Linked DNA regions of Mus musculus: all the other regions are linked to region 1. The links are chromatin loops, found by intact Hi-C in ENCODE. Cell type or tissue: left cerebral cortex. All regions are shown on one strand.

Region 1 (5,000 bases):
AGCTCTCTAGAACATCTCTCCTCTACTCCTCAAAAACTGTATTTCATAGGATATGTGGAAAGCTGGGAGTTTCTGAGATTTAAAGCACCAAGCTTCTTAGATAAGCACACATTTGGTGTGATCGATTCTCTTGCATAAGAACGGTCAGACCAGATGACTGTGCAGACGGCTGAAGATGCAACTGAAGCAGAGATTGGTGATCTAAATGGGACCTGTCACTCTGCCCTGTGACTGCAGCAAAGAGAACTGGATGGGGAGAAACCTTCCAGCTGGCAAAGGGAGGATGCATTCAGCATGTGTCTCAGTCAGGGTTTCTATTCCTGCACAAAACATCATGACCAAGAATCAAGGTGTGGAGGAAAGGGTTTATTCAGCTTATACTTCCCACATTGCTGCTGTACATCAGCAAAGGAAGTCAGGACTGGAGCTCAAGCAGGTCAGGAAGCAGGAGCTGAGGCAGAGGCCATGGAGGGATGTTACTTACTGGCTTGCTTCCCCCTGGTTTGCTCAGCTTGCTTTCTTATAGAACCCAGGACTACCAGCCCACGGATGGCACTACCCACAATGGGCCCTCTCCTCTTGATCACTAATTGAGAAAATGCCCCACAGCTGGATCTCATGGAGGCATTTCCTCAGCTGAAGCTCCTTTCTCTGTGCTAAATCCAGCTGTGTCAAGTTGACACAGAAAACCAGCCAGAACATGTGAGCCTCACAGTAAAACCTTCACCTGTGGGGACCAGCTGGCCTGTCCCCTCGCCTTACCTCACCAAAGCTCTGCCTGTCCATCAGAGCCTCACTAGGGAGCTTGCTTCTTTCCTGGAGTACAAATCTCCAGCAGGGGTTCTGGAAGAGAAGCTCTTTCTGTGAAACTGTTAAGTCTGCATATGATGTATCCCTGCTGAGGAAAGAACATTTATGTTTGCCACTTCCATTTTAATTATGAAAAGATAGAGATGTTTATGAAAATAGCCAGTAGAGAAGGGAATTTGAAATTTTAAGTTATTCTACTTTGTTTCAAAAATATATCTTGTTGTGTTTCCTCAACTTAAAATGTCGAATTCCCTGAAAACTGAGGTTATTTTGTTACTAGGAAATAGTAGCTGCTATAAAATTATTAGACTTTAGCATGAAGTGTTTACCTTAAGTGCACAAAAGAGAAATGTCCCTTCTCCTGAAATGGAACCACTAGAAAATATTAGTTTAGTTATAGGATTGCTCAGAGAGCACATGGGGGAGAAAAGGGGCTCTGGAGACTGACCAGCTTGGTCCTGCAGGAGGTAGGCTGGAGGCAAAGCAGAGATGGGGCTGATGGAGCTGAAGGGAGTCAGGAAGAATGATGTGGGCAAGGCAGGTGTAAGGGCCAGTTCCTGCAGACACTGGGGTTAGGCTCAATTCTCAACAGCTGTGTTCCTGGAACCCACCCTCCTCCTCCAGTGACACCCGGCAGACATCTTCCCCTTTGGGCACATTCTCCCAGTCTTGGGCTTTGGCCTCTCCTGACCGCTTTTCAATGAGGTTGGTGTGATCCAAGCACTGTGTGTGAGGTGGGGAGATGGTGGAGGAATATATAAACATTTTAAGATAAAGCAAAAGCTTAAGGGAGGGGCTGTATGAGGGGGAACAGGGAGGAGGCAGGGACTGTGATTGGCATGTAAAATCAATCAATAAATTAATTAATGGAAGAAGAAATAATAAAAGACCTATGACTAAAAGATAACATTCTGTTTTCTCTGGAAAGAGAGTAATTGGAGGGTATATTCCAATTTAAATACACTATTTGTGTCATAAAGCCCTTACTCTGGATATAATTAGTAGAGGAAATCTATGTCTACTTTCACCTATAACCAATAGGTAACCAGAAGCAGGGGACACAGGAGCCCCACTCCTCTCCCTGGGAGCCCACAGCAGAAAGGCATTTCTCTCCAGTTGTCCTCAAGAGCCTGATCCATCTTCCTTTTAGAAGTGGTTTTCCTTTTTTTGAGTGCTCGAGACTTGTTTGCATGTTGGCACTGTGGTTACATTTGTTGTATTTAACATGCCCACCTCATGCTGAACATTGGGACAATATGACCTCACAAGTGACTGAGCGAAGCTGTCTTCCAGGGCAAGATCCATGAGTCATGCAAATGGAAGACTTAGTCTGAATGTCCCCATCTGTGTGCAACTGGGGGTGGGGTGGGGGCTGTAGCATTAGCAGGTGGCTCTGCATAGCAGACTGTGTTATCTACTGTATTGTTTTCTTCCCTGAACAGCTCTGTGTCAACCTGACCAACGAAAAGATGCACCACTATATCCAAGAGGTGCTTTTCCTACAAGAGCAAACAGAGTGTGTACAAGAGGGAGTTGCCATGGAAACTGCCTGTTCTCCTGGTAACCAGGCTGGAGTTTTGGATTTCTTCTTCCAGGTACTTACATAACATAATTAGAAACTTAACAGGATGCCTGCATTCAGGTGCCCCGGAGAGAGAGAATTTTCTTTTTGAAGGTCTTGTTTGTGAGGTATCCTTGTATATGAGATTCTGCAATGCCTTCATAATCCCCCAATAGATTTTTTGAGAAGCACAAATTATCCTTGCCTGAAGGGGCGTTGGAAAGCTCACAACTTCATTGAAAGGACAAGAAACATCAGAACTTGCTCATATAAGGATATTCACCATTTTACTTATCAAACCTAAAGGTCTCATTAGCCGATTACATGAGGCCAAAGCACAAAATGAGTTCTGTAATCTGATATAGGCCGAGAGACCATGAAATACATTGTTTGTTGTGCATTGGTCCTTAAAGGTCCTAAAATTTAAATTTTGAAATGTTGGCAGAAAAATATATGTGTATATATAAAGTTTGATTTTGAGTTGATCTTTAATTAAAATTCGGCCTAATTGCATCAGCATATGTTTATATCCATATTTATTGTTTCTGTGTACATTGAAAAGCTTTTGACTCATTATCTTTATTGTATCTATAAATTCTATAATTCTATTATTATGTAAGGCAGCAAGATATCTTAGTGGTAAAGGCACCTATCATCCTGGACATACCTGAAGGAAGGAAACAGCCAACTCTTGCAAGTCACCCTCAGACCTGCATATGAATGCCCTGGTGTGCAAACAGGTGGACAGGCACATGTACACACACTTGAACACACACAGAGACACACACATGGTAGGGGGAGATAATAAATATATGTGAGAGCATGTTTTATCAAGCATGTCAACAGTAACTTCTGTTTCCTATTATAGGATGCTGTTTGAAGTCACCCATCACTTCTAAATGCTTGACTAGTATTTCAAATAGGCACCATCTAGGTTTTTTTGAAAGCTTGTAGTAGCACTTTCCACCTTCTGTCTCTACAATTGTATATTTCTCTAAAACCATTTGTGTTTTCCTAACACTGTAGCAGAGGGATCTAATTCCTGCTACCCAGTTGTCAGGATAAGAGTTATATATGAGAGATCCAAGGTGGCAGAGTGCATCCGTGGGCAATCATAGACATGTGTTAAAAGTCAAGGCACTCCCATTCTGGTTAGCTGTGTGAATATAATAAAATTGGAGAGCGTATGTCAAGGATGCCAAGTGGAGCAACAGAAGAAAACGTTTGACCTTTGCTGACTTTCAGAAACCATCAGGATTCTTCTCCTTACTGGATGAGGAGAGTCAAGTGATTTGGTCAGGGGAGCCAAACCTCCCCAGAAAGCTGCAGGGTCTCCTGGAATCCTCAAACACAAATGCAGTCTACTCCCCTGTGAAGGACGGCAATGGAAATGTTGCTTTCAAAGGTCAAGGTGCGGCCTTCACTGTCATGCACTACGCAGGAAGGGTGAGTGGACGGCGACGGCCCACAAGGTGTGCCCTGTGGACTGATGCACCAAAGGGGAGGGAGTGTCAGAGCACATGGTTCCAGGATGTGTTACTATTCCACATTCAAAGGCCACATGAACAGCCTGCAGTCATTAAAGTTTGCAGATTGCTTGCCTTCGCTTTGAGTGTGAGTTCATATCCCAGAGCAGTGTGTGCTGAGCAGGGGAGTTATCTCACTGTGTGTGGAGACTTCAATTAGCGTGAGTGGAAGAGCCTTGGGCTTATCATAAATAGCTTTACTCCACATTTTGGGGATAGGTTTCTTATATAAACTTTGGGTTTCTGAATATGCTTGGCCTGAATGTGAGCTTAGTATTGTTGTCTTTCTCTTAGAGCCTAAGAAAGCAAGCCCTCCAACTTTCCCAGTGTTTTAGTTGGGTTTGTAAAACTGGTTTCTCCATTCAGAGTCTAATCCACGCCTGTAGGGGTGTCCCCACACTTCTTTGCCATCTAATGTTAGAATGCTCCAAGTGAGTGCACCTTTGCCCCGTGATTTACCCGCCATAACTCTCTGACATAAGTCATCTCTTCAGGATGGGTGTTCTAATCCTCATAGTTGTCTTGGGTCCTTTTCACTCTCATAAACTCCTTTTCCAGGTAGAGTAGAAACATCCTTCCAGCCTACTTAACAACACATTTACCACCTCTCAATTAAATGATCTCTGTTCTTCTCTACTCAACTCTTGTTTATTATTGATGCCTTCTACTTTAGGATTATAAACACACACACAGAGGCAGACACATACATGCACACAGACACAGGCAGACACACACACACAGGCAATCACACATACATATACACACAGGCAGACACATACATGCACACAGACATAGGCAGACACACACAAAGACAACCACACACACAAAGAGAGACACAGAGAGACACACACACAGACACACTCACACCCACACCTTGAGCTACCACTTAGTGAAAATGAGGGACTTGTGAAGTATCCCATTTGATCTCTTCCCATGTTTACTGAGATGCTGCTGTCCATCAAAAGAGATGAGCTGGGAATAGCACACAGCTAACAGTCAGATGACAGCAGAAGTAACAAACTTAATATTCTAGAGCTGTCAGCATAATGCTATGTAAGGATGCAATTATTTTGCTCATAAAAGTATATAGACTTCTCCAGAGG
Region 2 (5,000 bases), 71 kb after region 1:
GTTCCAGCCCTGACTTCCTTTGGTGATGAACAGCAATGTGGAAGTGTAAGCTGAATAAATCCTTTTCTCTCCAACTTGCTTCTTGGTCAGGATGTTTTATGCAGGAATAGAAACCCTGACTAAGAGAGGAAGCTAGTGATGTGATTTGACTTATGCTTTCGATGTGTTTATGTGGCAACAAGAATAGATCTGAGACACCAGCAAGCAGAGCAGTGCTTGTGCCATAGGCCAGTGGAGGAACAGCAGAGGTTGGGAAGAAGGGGCAGGTATGGGAGTACAGGGAGCAAGAGGCCGCATTCTACACCTGTAATATGCACACTTATAAAGTTACAGGCATAAGATGGAGTCCTGAATATCAGCATATCAGTGGAGTTCAGGAACATGCGTGGACCTTAACAAGTGTAAACTGGGTTTAAAAAAGAAATCACAAGTGACACCCCAAAAGACAGCAGAGACTATGATAACTCAAAAAAAAAAAAAAGTCACAATTAACATGCAACCTGATATGTTGAAGGGAAATAAGAAAACAATGTAAAGCTGGGTGTGGTGGCACACACCTTTAATCCCAGCACTTGGGAGGCAGAGGCAGACGGATTTCTGAGTTTGAGGCCAGCCTGGTCTACAAAGTGAGTTCTAGGACAGCCAGGGCTATACAGAGAAACCCTGTCTCGAAAAAAAATGTAAATAGTTTTGAATCTCTAAAATTGTGGTGAACAATATAAGGTCAGAGGCCAGGAAGAAGTGCCAATGATATTTGTATTTTTAGAAAATGAGCCAAGCATCAGAACCCAGTGTGGCAGAACCATGGCAGATACTGAGAACAGGTTCACATGGGTGTACACATAGCCCAGTGATGGCAGTGGTTTTAGTGCTGCCCCCACTGGGGCACCAGCCAAGTGACTATGGTGGCTTTAGTATTGTCCCCACTGGGGCGCCATACTAGCTTCTTTTGACCATGGCTCACACCTTCCTCCGGGGAGGTGAACATTACCCATGCCATTTAAGCCTGTGTTTGGAAAGTCAAACATGCTCCCCAAAAAACACTGGATCTAGTGCACTGTCCTCTGCTGTTTGGGGTGCATGGTCTTGCCTGGCTCCTGTTGGTCTATGCCTTTAGGAATGGGATACCTTCATGAGCATTCTTGCTATATTGATACAATTTACATAATGAAATAATAATAAATAGGCTCACAAGGTGACTAATCCACTAGTGGGCTCAAAACAGTAGTTCAGTTCATCACTGCCTGTTCTGCAGACTATTCTGTCCTAGGTGAGAGCAACTAATTTGGTCTAACACATAATCACATGTAATTCAAGCCAAACTATCTTCTTCAGATACCACACTATATACTACCCTGTCAGAAGTGTGTAGTTGTGATTATCTTTTCTACGTTGGAGTGAAACTTCAAGAGCAATCTATTTATAACAAAGAGAGCTTGCGTTTTGTATAAATTTATCCTTGAGCATGTTTCAAAGTACATTCAGACATTCAAAACCAGACTGTACATAAAAACATTTCTGTTTAGTAGGTTTCCAAAGCTACAAAATGTAATATGTTGAGCTTTTCATAGTATAATTAATATATATTCATATGTATTATGAAAATAGTGGCTGTCCTTCAATAGAGCCAAGCAAAGCATTAAGGAAGAAAACCATGAGAATTCAGCCTGGAGAGAAGAGAGTTGAGAACAGTTGCTTGTCTAAGCATCTGCAAGCTATTGACCACATTCTACTTATCAGGTGGTCCTAGAAATGACCACAAAACAGTGGATTTGTGCATGCATGAGTGTGTGTGGGGGGGTATATAGGTGAGAAATGGTGGATGACTATGTAGGACAGCTGGGAAGATTTTACAAGCAAAGTACCCTTGTGCTACAGGGGAAAGAAAGCCAGAAAAAACTGAAATGGGAACATTGGGATGTTCGCAGTGCCCAATGAGTTGTAAGGTTTAGAGAGAGACAGGTACCAGCACACAGTGTGGACTCTTTATGGCACACGAAAAGGTCTTGGCTTTGGAGAACGTTTCTGATGGGAAGAGTTGACCTGGTGGGCACAGAAACTGCTTTGCATAGTAAAAATAGAACAGTATTTTACAGGAGCACAATGACATTCTCAGATCTGCAGGAAAAATAACAAACCCAACTGGGGGCCTCTGCAGACAGAGGGAGATGGAGAAGAGAGAGCCTACTGTTTGCATCAGCACAGAGGAGCAATATGTTTAAGCCAGGATCAAGTTGACATTGATGGGGCCTTCAGACGATACCAGGACACTTTCTGGAATCTTAACATCTCAGTAAAAGCAGATGACCACTTTTAATGCAACTGTATTTTGATCATATCACAAACATAAAGCAGTTATTAAAATAGTGGATAGTTTTAGATCAAGGAAAATTAGAAGCTTTAAAGGTTGGGTAGGATTGTCAATAATGAAAATTAAATGTTTTGTTTGAAGCAAAGAAACTCATCTCCAATAAGGTATTTCTCATTAAAATATAATCTATACAAATAGCATACTTCAATTATTATAGACATTGAAATAAAGAGATGTTACTGAACACAATGCTCACAAAAGCAGTGAATCACTCACTAAGGACCATGTGTCTAAGCATCCGCCCCTGCTGGTATATAAAGATTCCTCGCATCAGCTTTCTGCTTCAGAGAGTGAGTAGGAAGCTGAAATGACAGTAATAGCCTCTCTCTCTCAGGAGGAAAAAGGGCTCTCTCTTAGAAAGAAAGAACCATGCTGCCGAGGGCTCTGAAGGCAAATCCAAGGGTTTACATGTTGGATTGCTGCCTACCTGGAGCCACCAAAGTTTCCAAGAGATGAGTAAGTTCAAAGTAGTATTCAAGAGCATTCAAGAGTATTAAAAAAAGGTAGTATTCAAGTTGACTCCAAGAACAGGCTGGGAATTGGGACAGACTTAGGTGGAGGACTTGGGTCACAGTCATCCCCTGCTAGAAAGAACGGCCCTGGGAATGTGAGATGTGTTGTCTTTGTTCTTGAACCACATTATACATGTTCTATAAATAGAATAAAACACATAGTTTAAACACCTATGAAATAGTTAATAGTTTTCAATGAATTATTTAAGTCATCGAACTTTTCTAACTATCAGCCATTAAACAGGACCTAGAGGAAAGCTGTAGATGAGCTTGGTTACACCTTGTGCTTCTGTCTTCGGGAATAAGTTGTTGATGGTGTGTCTGCTAGACCTAGAAAGGAGCAGCCTGCGTGCATGGATGGAAACTGTGTGGGAGAAATGACGTGTGTGTATATATCTTGGGATGGAGGTTCTTCAGGGACATCCGTAACGTGGTCCTTTCACTCACTGAGGTGGGCGTATAGGAGATGAACTCAATGCCAGAAGAGGAAAATGTAGGAGACTCCTGTCTAGAAACGTGAAATACACTGTGAACCTTTGGCAACAAGTCCCCTAGGCCTGGACTCTGCCATTCCAACAACCTGTAGATGTAAGAGTCACCTGTGAAAAGCTTAGAGTAAAGGAGTCATCAGGAGTACAGACGTGTGAGAACGATGAGGATACAGAATCTAGGACAAAGACCATGGCCAACACTGACATGGGGGTGGCAGACAGAGGACGGGGTCAAGGAGCCTGTGGCAGAAGGAGAGCTTCAAGAGTGACCTAGAAGCTGACAACAGAGCACATAGCATTCGGTTAGCAGACCCACATCATGGCAACCTCCAGCTGATAGAGACATGAAGTCACAGGCTCCATCCCAACCTGTAGATCCACACCCACCTGGATGAATAAGCAGACTGAAACTTTGGACCGTGGTTTAGTGGTTTACCCTGGAGCCCAGAAAGCCCAGATTAATCACCTCTCTGCCACCAGTTCTGTCCATCATCCGTCTCCTCCTCTCCTAGACCATGTGAAATACAGAAGTTCAACTAGATGAGGTCTGCTGGCTGAGCCTGCATGATGTATGGACAGTCCCTCTTGTGGTCTGTATACAGTGGCTCCTATTATCCCCTCTGGAGACACATTTCCCTTCATAGTGTCATTTATAAACAACTTTCCCATTCCACCTGTGTGTAGCCAGAACCCTTCCTGCATCCTTTAACTCACACACCCTTTCTCTTGGTCAAGCAGAGACACAGGAACCTAACATTCTTCTTTAACTTACCCACAGAAGAAGCGGTTATTCACTGTGTTGTCAAGTGCAGGAAGTGAGTTAAATTGGTTCACGTTGGGATTCAGACAATGGATTTGTCTTTTTCATTTCCTTTTTTTATTAGATATTTTCTTTATTTACATTTCAAATGTTATCCCCTTATGTGGTTTCCCCTCCAAAAACCGCCCTATCCTATCTCCTGTTCCCCTGCTCACCAACCCACCCACTCCCACTTCCCTGTCCTGGTACGATTTGTCTTTTTCAAGTTCACAGGAATGCATGAACATTCAAAGGATGATACTGCTTCCTATACTGTAAGACTAGCTCCATGCTCATCTTTCTTTACTTCATCATGGCAGAGAAAAGCGTGACTCACATGAATTGTCCCAGTTATTTATTTTACATTTTTTCTAGTTATATATTTTCCCTCATTAGATTTATTACAAAGAACTGCCAGAAACACACAGTGCTCCTAAAATTGCCCTCAAAGAACAAGGAGAGTTTCACAAGATCCCTCGTTACCTCCATTCTAATACAGCCCCCATACCACCCACACCACTGTTCCTGTGTTTGTCTGCCTCCACAGCCCACATTTCTGAAAAAGTTCCTGAGAACTGGAACAATAATGGGAGCTTTGGAAGTCATCAATGACAATCTTGTTTAATCCTCTAAAATCTGTCACTTCAAAGCAAAAATATCCTAATGTCTTCCTGAGGAGCCTCCTGATGGTGTGACTCACAGACGTCTTGCTCTTACAGCGGTCAGAGCGACGTGAGCATTTTTGTCTCAGATAAAAACACTGTGACTCCAAACCCTCTTTGTGACTAGCTAGTGAGAAATAGCCGTGCAGGGGAGGTGGGACCAGG
Region 3 (5,000 bases), 64 kb after region 1:
CTTCTGGTGTGTCTGAAGATAGCTACAGGGAATTTACATATAACAATAAATAAATCAGAAAGAAAGAAAGAAAGAAAGAAAGAAAGAAAGAAAGAAAGAAAGAAAGAAAGAAAAATGTACTGCTGCTACAAGAGGTTCCACCATTGATTCTATTCTGGGCTGTGAATCAGTTCAGAAATTAAGTAGCATTTAGTAAGGGGCTGCATGACAGAGGAGCCAGGACAGCAATGGGCAACTTCTGCACCTGAAGCATGGCTCCCACACTGCGAAGGCACAGAGCAGTGACATTCAGCATTGGACACTAACTGGTCAATGTTAAATTAATGCTTATTTCCCCACATCATTACAAGGAGCACTAGAGAGCAGACGAGTCGAGTCACTTTTACATCCCAGGAACCCATGCAAGGGGTTAGCTAGGAATTCAACTCTCTTTACTATAATATCACTTTTTATTTTAAAGTTTATGTGCATTATGTGTGCCTAATTGCACATGCCACTGAGCTGCAGAGGCCAGGAGGACGTGTCAGGTCAGAGCTACCTGCAGTTGAGTGTCACCTGATGTGAGCACTGGGAGACACACCTCTGTGTCCACTATAAAAGTACCAGGCACTCTGAACCACTGAGCCATCCCTCCAGCCCCTATGAGTTTTTACTGTCACTCAAGTGATACGGTGGCTTTTGCCATTTGTCCTTAACATCGATCAGACCTGGCACAGTCAACCATAAGTCTTCAGAGCGGGATGGCAGCTTCATGGTTCCTGTGTCTGCTTTCTCACAGAAGCACATGAGCACCCAAGCCTCCTCCTGATTAGAGGCGTCAGATCTTGGGAGCTGTTAGGGTTTTTTTTTTCCCCATTGAGAGAGAAATGGAGGAAGAAGGTGAAGATAGAGTGAGGATGGATAGAAGTGGGTGAGGGGGTGTGTGAAGTTAGGTGAGGACAAACACATGGCTTGTTCAATGTCATTGGATGGTTGTCAGGACATGGGGAGTTTGGGGCGAATAGCCAGTCCGCTTCGTCTGTGTGTTGTGAGGTGACCACTCAGCACTTTCTCCATTTTATTGACTTTTAGCCTAATAGCCTCTCTGTGGAGAAGAAGAAAGTAACCACAGTGTAGAAGTGAGGATGCTGGTCCCCAGAGATTGGCTGCTGTATCAGCATCTTTCCTGAATCAGGGGATCTAGTTCCTATTCACCTCACCTTCGCTGAAATCAACCTAGAGTCTGCCTCAACCTTCTTCTTGCATTTGGCTTGATATCTGCTTTACATGACAGCCCTGCGAAGTCATTTTGTCCAGGCTTCAGAACTTGAAAGGGACAGATTGTGCTTCATTATAGAGCTTTGATCTCAGGTACTTCCATATTCCTATATCATTGAGCAGTCTACCCCTTGCAGCCAGTGTCTTTCTGTGTTTTAGTTCACTGGGCAGACGAGGGAAGACCTAGTACCACTTCCTGTTGCAGGCTGGCTCTGAAGGCGTCCTCTGTGCCCAGAGCATCATCCATGCAGTAGCACTCAGCTTTTACCTGAGCATTCCAATTGGACCTAGGATCACAGTTCTGAGAATAAGAAACTATCATTGATACGCGCTGGGTACTTCATGTAGACATGCAACTGTGAATTGTCAAATTGAGTCACAACAGAAAACTAGTACTTGTTATGTCTTAGAGGGGAGCCAAGTGGGATTTTGCTATGTCTATGCTTATAAGAAATATATTGATCCATCAAGTCTGTGCTGGAAAATGACCACACAATGCATAAAGTAGCCTATGTGCAGGTTAGGCATAAAATATTCCAAATAAGGCCAGATTTTGCTGAGAATCTCTGTAAAAGCTATAGGTGGCTTCACGGGTCCTGACTTTCCCATCTGTACTTCCCATTGTGACTCTCACACATGCATCCTCTTACTGCGACAGATGAGCTCAGCTTTCTTTTACAGCTTGAGCTGGTAAATACCGGTTCTGGCAAATTCCCACACGGTACTGTCCTCTGAATACTCAGAATCACTACCCTTACATAATGTGGCTTTATTTCAAAGAAAGAGGAAGAAAATCAGGACATAGTGGGAGGAAACCTTCTTGTTGGTGGTTTCCTATTCATGTTTAACACAGAACATCATGTTTAAAACACCAGGAACTGGGGGCTGAGAGACAGCTCATCGGTTAAGAGCACTTGCTGCTTTCCAGAGGATTTGGTTTCAAGTCCCCTCACCCACAGGGCAGCTCATGAACGTCTCTAACTCCATTTTCAGGCATCCAGTGTCTTCCTCTCATCCCTGTGGGAGTCAGACAAGCCAGTGGTACCCAGACTCATATGCAGGCAAATGCTAAGGACATTAAATAAATAATAAAGTCAAATACATATACATACGCATACACAAACACACACTATATATATACATGTGTGTATATATATGTGTGTGTATATATATGTATATATAAACTATGGAGCCACAATATCTAAGAGCACTTGCTGCTCTTGCAGAAGAATCAGGTTTATCTTCTAACACCTACATCAGGCAGAACACAGGCTCCTATAACTCCAGCTCCAGGGCCTCTGACACACTCTTTAAGTTTCCATGGGCACTGCCCATGTGTGGTGTACCAAACATACATACATACATACACACACACACACACACACACACACACACACACACTCAGGGCACATATACACACATAAAATAACTCTTAAATATTTGTGTGTGTATATATATGCATGCATGTGTGTGTGTGTGTGTGTGTGTGTGTGTGTGTGTGTGTGTGTGTGTAGCTAGTCAGAGACACACCCTTATTTGCAAGGCAGACTGTGAGTACCAGTGTCTTTGCTAAGAGGAATGGAAGTTAGTAGAAATAGTCTTTGAGTAGAATCTTCATGACTGTCTCCAAACTTTGTTTTCTTCTCACAAGATGTATTTTTCTTTACTAAACAGAGTTCATGAATTGCTTATTTGTGTGAGAGGTAAATGCAAATAGACTTAGGTCATAGTTTTAAACCAGACATTGAACCATCCATGATTTGAAATATAATTATTTATTATTGCATTTTATTTGTTGCAATATGTTCACTTTTCATTCAGTGTTACTTTGAGATAAATTTGATGTAACCAAATAGATATACACCTCTGGGAGATGCCCCACCAGCAGACATTAGCCCCCCCCCCCCAGGAATAATCTTGTTTTCCTTGCTCTTTCATTTCTGTAAAATGAAAACCTCTGAAACTAATTCTAAGTGACAAAATAAGCGGTATAATCTGATTTTCACACATTTTATATGCATCAACTGGTTATAGGGTGCTTTCTTCTGTGTTGTTATTTGAATGCTATATTCATTTCTCTGCCATCTGGAGGGATGGAGGGTGGAGAAGCAGATCTGTTGGAGTGTTCTGGGATGCCAGGCACTGCAGAACAGGCACTGAGAGCCACAGGGAGTCGGGTTGGGCGTGGCCTTGTTCCCTCTCAGAACACTGTCAAACAAACAGACATGAAGGGAATGTTTTTCTGCTGATTTCTGCCAGTTTGGGTGGAAGAAAGGAGGGAAGAAGAGGGACATCCACTGCAGCCTTGGAAATAGGTCCCGGGATGTTGTTCCCAGAGGCAGTAATGATTTTAGAGTCCAACCTCAGAGGCACTGTGTCATCTAGTGATTGGAAAATAAATTGGAGACAGGATGCTCCTGAGGTCCCTCTGCAATATCGTGCAGACTGAAACAAGAAGTGCAATGGGAACTTCACCTTCATCTCAACTGCCTGTGCATGGGACATCATTCTGTGTGTGTGTGTGTGTGTGTGTGTGTGTGTGTGTGTGTGTGTCTGTCTGTCTGTCTGTCTGTCTGTCTGTCTGTCGAGGGTGTGTTTGAGAGTGTGTGTGTGTCTGTCTGTCTCTCTTTCTCTGTACATCTGTAAGATAGGGAGAGACACAGAGAGACAGAGACTGAGAAACTACAAGAAGCAATAAAGTTCATTCATAGAAACTAAATCCTTAAGTCATTTTAAAATGTTTACTATAACATTAATATTTTAGGAATTTCAAATATATATACATATATATATATGTACATACACACATATATACATATATATACATATAAAACATATTTGATCATACTCACACAAATTTCTCCTCCCTGACTCTCTCAGATACCACCAATTCTCCCAGACCTCACCCTAATCAAACTTTTTGTCCATTGATTTCAGCTTGCTATAACCATATCCTTATGTGTTTAGGGCCGAACCCTTAAGGAAAGCAGTGTTCCATCTCCAGAGGCCATTGACAGTTGACCTCTCAGATATGAGGGTTCTTGTGCCATGCTGGCATGGTGACTGGCTTGGTGACTAGCTTGGTATTGTGCACGTATTGTATAGGCAACCACAGCTGCGTGAGTTTTTGAGTACTATCATGCTCAGGAGACATATGACTCTCACAGTACTCTCTCTTCTTCTTCTTCTATGATGGTCCCTAAGCCTCAGGCAGGGGCGTGGTCCGAAAAGGGCATGACCAGAGACATGTGATCCAGAAAGTGTGACCCAGAGAGGCATGGTCTAGAGGGGTGTAATCTAGACGGGTGTTATGCAGAAGGATATGATCCAGAGGGGCGTGGTCCAGGGGGGTGTGATCCAGGGGGTGTGATCTAGAGAGGTGTTATCCAAAAGGGTGTGGTCCAGAAAGGTGTTATCCAGAGGGGCAGGCATGGTCCACAGGGGCATGGCCTCAGGGACGTGGTCTGGAGGGGCGTGGCTGAGCTGCAGTGACTTTGTGTTAACCACTGCTCACTGCACAAAGACTTCTCTGATGGGGATTGAGCACACATTTCCACCTGTGCGTGTTCACTAACCACAACAAAACACTTCTACAGTCATCCTTTCTCTGTCACCGACTTCTTAACGCGATTTTGACAGAATGGCCCACATTTCATCTGTGTCTGAGATACATGATTCCAAAGTCTTCACCGGAGCTGTGCTGAGAACAGCAAGAGGAGCATTTACCATAGCATTAAATAGAA
Region 4 (5,000 bases), 51 kb after region 1:
AACACCAAGTTTTGGGGGGCAGAATAGTGTGATGGGGTGGGGGGGACTACCCTGGAATGCTGTTACTAACTTGACTTAGGAAAGGCTCTTTGCTCCATAGATCTGGGGTATTTTGATGAAGGACTCTGTACATGAAACAGAGAAGCTTGCTGGCAGGAGCAGCAAGGTGTTCTGACAGGGCAACCTGAATGTTGAATGTTGTCTGACTGCCTCTCCCTCTCGTGTTGGGTCTCCATTCCCATTAACCAGTTAGAATCATGACTGACATAGGAGTAGGTAAGAAATACATCTCAACATTTTTGCAAAAGGGAAACACATGAGATATGTATGCCAGGTCAAATGAAAATGTAACTTATAAAGGTTTTTATTTGCTGTTGACAGGATCTATTGGCCCTGCCCAGGGAAGACGTCATGCCCATTGCTGGGATGGGGCTTACTTGTCCTTCATAGCTCTTCCACAGCTCAAGTTCTCTGTGAAAGATCTGTGAAAGGATCTAGTCAAAAGCAATCAAACTCACACCTCCACAGGGCTAGTCAAAAGCAATCAAACTCACACCTCCACAGTGCTCTTTAACTCCCAGAGGGCCCTGGAGACTCAGCTTTCAGCTGAAAAACACCCGAGTAGGACAGCCCTTACTCACTGTTATTTGTAACCCTAAGGAGTTTTAGTCTTGAGGAATAATTATTCAAAGAAGAAACAGTAGCAACAGGGGTAGGCTTTTAGGCTTGACGAAGAGGTGGGGTTGTGGAATGAGCATCCAAACTTCTTATATATTAATTCCTTCAGGGTCCTAAGTGTCACTTTTAGTATTTTTCTTTTGATTAAGACTTCCATTTAAGCGCTGAGGAGTTGGCTCAACCAGTTTAAAGTACTTGTCTCCCAGGCCTGAGGGCCCAAATTCCATCTCCGGAACCCATATTATAAAAGGCTGGGTATGATATGCATTATTAATCCCGGTATTGGTATTGGAGAGGTAGAAAGAGGAGGACCCCAGGGCTTGCCTGCAAGTCAGCCTGGCCTGACGTAGACTTCAGTGAGAGACCCTGTATCATGTGGGGAAAGTTAATGGCTTTGATTCTCCTCCAGTCTTCACTCACATTGAACATGTACGTGTCCCAGTCCCACACTCACAAACACACATATATGCAGAAACCTTCCCTCCAGGTATTTGTGCCTATCTGTGAACCGTGATATAGTTACATTCCTAAGGTATTTAAAATATCTCCAGCTTTTGTCCTTTAGACCTTTCTGCCCATGTTTACAAGCCCTAAGAACAAACAATCAAAAGATAGTATGACTGTGATTTGCTATTTTCTGACAAAGCATCCTGGGTTCAGATTCTTAATATGGCTGAAGGTCTCTCATTACTGCTATGTGAGGCCAAAGCAATCTTTGGTGACTGAATGGTCCCAGAGAAGGAAACTTAGACCTCACTTTCTCATATTAACATTGCCTTTTAAGATAGCAAGATGGCTTCCCTACTACTTGATGCCTCATGGTATAAATGTTGGTTTTTACTTTGTGAGTATTTGCTATGTGCTTTTTAAAATCAGTAGTTTTCACAGTGAGCATTGTTCAGTTCTCGAACAGAAACCACAGTCTCAATTCAGCACTCACTCGAAGCATGGATGTCCAAGGTTGGGGGGAGGGGGCGTCTGTTAGGCAATTGAAATAGTCAGAGCCGATCTCGGCATCTCCGATCTCCGTGCCACTCGGCTCTGCAGAAAATCGTCATTTCACACTGAACTTCTTAATGATTTACTGAATGTGATAGTACCAGTCATGCACTTCTTTAAATGATGTAATTTTTGCATTCACCACCTGTCGCCACAAAACTTTTCAGCCATTTTCAAGAACATCCCTGTCTGGTCTGCAGAGGAAAAAAAACAGCAGAATAACAAATGTCCTGGTAAGCCCGTGTACCTGCATGAGCCTCCTGCTCCTGCTCAGAAACAGGTCAGAGCGGCCCTGGTGAATATTAGATTAAGGAGCAAATTGTCTTAGAAATGGGGTAATTGCATCTAAACTGCATAGTTTCAAGAGGTCTCTCATTTGGGCTTAAACAAGAGAACATCTGTTCTTTTCAGCTCAACTAGACAGGCTGTTCTTGTACCTGACACACACAAGCTATGGCTCAGCCAGCAAATCACAAAATGCACCGAGGATAAAGAAATAAAGCTGTCAAACTGACTGCACAAAACTGGCTATGCTTAGCATCCCCTGGAAAGCACTGCTGGGCACAAGGCAGCAGGACCGACTTCTGTGAAGACCGATATTCCATTCCAGTCCATCATACCATCCCAAGAGAGGCACACTTTAGACAGTCCCTCAGCTAGAACTCATGGGGGAGGGGTGAAGGATGCATACCCTGCGGCTACCTCAGGGGCGGGGCCGGACCTGGCTGAAACAAACTTTGTCTGTTGCAAGGCTGCTGAAGTCATGAAAGGAGTGATATACCTCATCTTATGCCTTTCTCATTTCTCCCTCCCTCCTTCCTCTCTCCTTTCCTTTCTCCTTCCCTGTCTTCTTTCCTCCTTCCCTCCCTCCCTCCCTCCTTCCTTCCCTCCCTCCCTCTCTCCTTCCTTCCTCCCTCTCTTCCTTCCTTCCTTCCTTCCTTCCTTCCTTCCTTCCCTCCCTCCCTCCTTCCTTCCTTCCCTCCCTCCTTCCTTCCCTCCCTCCCTCCTTCCGTCCTTCCCTCCCTCCTTCCTTTTCTGGTTTCCTTTATCAGTGAACATTTCAATCATTTTTTTATATTCATTAATTTATTTATCTATAGTGTGTGTGTGTGTGCGCGTGTGTGCCAATATATGCATGAAAGACAGGAAAACTTGTGGGAATTGATTCTCTTCTTCCTCTGTGTGGAACCAAGGCATTGAACTCAAGTCTTTAGGCTTGGCTTCCGGTGCCTTTACTTGACCATCTGAGGCATCTAACCAGTCCTTCATTCATTTCTGGATGAGTCAAATGTTGTTGTTTCACGAAACCAAGATAACAGGTTCAGCACAGAGCTTAAGAGCGTCGTCATGGAAACTGGTGGCAGATGGTCTAAAGCTGTTCACTGTGTGCGTAAGGGCATTTCCTGTTCCAGTGTCTGAAATATAACAGCATCATTCTTTACTATTCAGCTCCCATTTGTGCAGGGTGAGAAACCCTGGGTTTGGTTCCATGTAGGTCATGATTACACAGGATAAGGTTAAAGTTGTATGTTCAGGCATCTTGCCATGAGTGGGCATAATGGCCAGAATGGATGTGGATGTGTGTAGCATGTGGCCAGTCATGAGTATCATCTTCGCAGACCGTCCTTGTGTACAGGTCAGGGTCAGTACCTGAACGAAGGCACCTGGGGGAGAGAACCTGACAGTACACACTGAAGGAAGATGGGGACACATTCTGGTCCAGTGCATGTCCTCTGAGATGCAGCAAATCCCTTTCAACCCCTCTGGGCTTCTGACAACAGGGTGTGAGTATGGCCAAATCTCATCCCAAAAGTTCTGTTCCATTTAACAAGTGCCTAACATGACCAGGTTGGCACTTGGGTTAACGATAGAGCAGTCCCTACCACAAGGGGATGAGGAAAATAAATGGCTTTGATCTCCTACTTGGATTTTGAGGGAAGAACATGGAGATGTGGAGTTAATATGTCATTAATATTCTTCATTTATACATTTTTCCTTCCTTATTGGTTGTCTCTATTCTTCCAAGCACAAAGCTGAAAGATGCGAGTTCTGTCTTCTCCCACCTCCCTCCTAAGCAGGGTCTACATTTAGTCAAGGACCACAACTAGATTCAGTAGGTGGTTCTGCCAGAACCTGCCTCTGTTTTTACTGCCTCTCTAAATGCATCCTTAGATTGTGAAGAACCACATGAGGACCCAAGATGACTTGCAACACTTGAGATGGATCCTGGATTTTACAGTCACTCTGCTGTTCTTCTCTTATCTTCCTCAACCCCTGCATCTCTCCCTCCCTGCTTCCTTTCAACTCCAGGGAATCACTTGCTGAAGGTGCCACCCAGGCCCCACCACACAGCCTGTGGTTGTATTAGAAGCTCACTCTTTCTGAGCGTGTCTGGGGAGACTGTTCACACACCCCATGGCTGCCTGCATCCAACAGCCTAATTCACACACTCCATGGCCTCTGCTAGGACCCCACTGTTCATGAGCCAAGAAGTGCATGGAATGACTTTCAGGGGAAGAAACAAAATGTATTCATGCTTCTACCTGAGAATTCCACGTGCTTCTAAGGTGGAAGGAGAAGGGTTACCATCTTTCTGGCACAGATTTCTTTTCTCTTTCTTGATGGAGCTACACACTCTCTGGGCCTGAGGTTGGATAGGACTCAGGTGGATCCCATTCAAGGCAAAAGTAAACTTAGGCCAAATTTACACCTCAACACTCCAGGAGCCTTGCAGGTAGTGGGAACATTATCTCTGCTGACCTTCCTGGGACCATGAAGGCATACAGGGCCGTGGGATGAGAGGAGACACAGAAATTCAGTCTCTGCATACACAATGAGGCCACAGGAACGCAGAATGAAAATGGCGACACAGGAGAACTAGGTGCAGAAGGCCCTTGTGTAGGTGGCAGTATGCACTGCTCATAGAGAGACAGCCTGAGCTGCCTCGTGGCAGGTGGGTGGTTCACCAAAGCCACGGGAAGGAGGGCTCCATGCAGGATGCTGGTACAACTCCATCTTTGTTTTCACATCTTCTCCTTATGTGAAAATAGTCAATGCTGGCCGCGGCGCTGGATTTGACCCCCATTCTCCATGTGGCAATATTCAAGCCTACCTGCACCCCCTCCCATTCTCCTCTCTGCTGTTTTCATGGTGCACGGCAAATCTGTTGCTAGGCAGCTGTGCTCAGCCCTGTGACTGCTGGGAAGGAGATAGAAGATCACCCTCTGCACCTGTGCGATGTTTACTGTGAGCAAGAACACAGGAGCAAAGCCAGCATCCAGGCAAGTCCATGGAGGGAGCCAAATGCAGCCTTCATAAACCAG

Evidence for each region. A loop is a pair of places that touch in the nucleus more often than their neighbours do. Peaks named below come from ENCODE experiments on the same cell type or tissue, not always from the same donor. Only the 100,000 strongest peaks of a DNase experiment are listed, where the experiment ranks them.
Region 2: a loop joins it to region 1, with 5 times the contacts of the local background. A loop is called at or near these places in 3 of 42 quality-filtered maps.
Region 3: it touches region 1 in a loop (5-fold over the local background); 4 of 42 quality-filtered maps call a loop at or near these places.
Region 4: it touches region 1 in a loop (4-fold over the local background); 3 of 42 quality-filtered maps call a loop at or near these places.

Annotation. Positions count from the first base shown.
Region 1 is chr8:10,472,372-10,477,371 of GRCm38, forward strand. Myo16 (myosin XVI) reads left to right here. Exons shown (of 35, transcript NM_001319151.1): 22 at 2,253-2,405; 23 at 3,617-3,817. Among named protein-coding and RNA genes, the nearest start is that of Gm51561, 45 kb to the left of the region's middle. In left cerebral cortex, a CTCF peak has its summit at 2,562; DNase peaks (open chromatin) are centred at 231, 739 and 2,312; H3K27ac peaks cover 2,759 bases.
Region 2 is chr8:10,543,423-10,548,422 of GRCm38, forward strand. The region is part of intron 28 of Myo16 (myosin XVI); the gene reads left to right. Among named protein-coding and RNA genes, the nearest start is that of Gm51561, 120 kb to the left of the region's middle. In left cerebral cortex, a CTCF peak has its summit at 2,629; DNase peaks (open chromatin) are centred at 1,255, 1,844, 2,676, 3,281 and 2 more places; H3K27ac peaks cover 3,582 bases.
Region 3 is chr8:10,536,484-10,541,483 of GRCm38, forward strand. The region is part of intron 28 of Myo16 (myosin XVI); the gene reads left to right. Among named protein-coding and RNA genes, the nearest start is that of Gm51561, 110 kb to the left of the region's middle. In left cerebral cortex, no CTCF peak of the experiment used is centred here; DNase peaks (open chromatin) are centred at 2,050 and 3,379; H3K27ac peaks cover 1,199 bases.
Region 4 is chr8:10,523,767-10,528,766 of GRCm38, forward strand. The region is part of intron 27 of Myo16 (myosin XVI); the gene reads left to right. Among named protein-coding and RNA genes, the nearest start is that of Gm51561, 96 kb to the left of the region's middle. In left cerebral cortex, no CTCF peak of the experiment used is centred here; DNase peaks (open chromatin) are centred at 2,096, 3,052, 3,943, 4,667 and 1 more place; H3K27ac peaks cover 2,192 bases.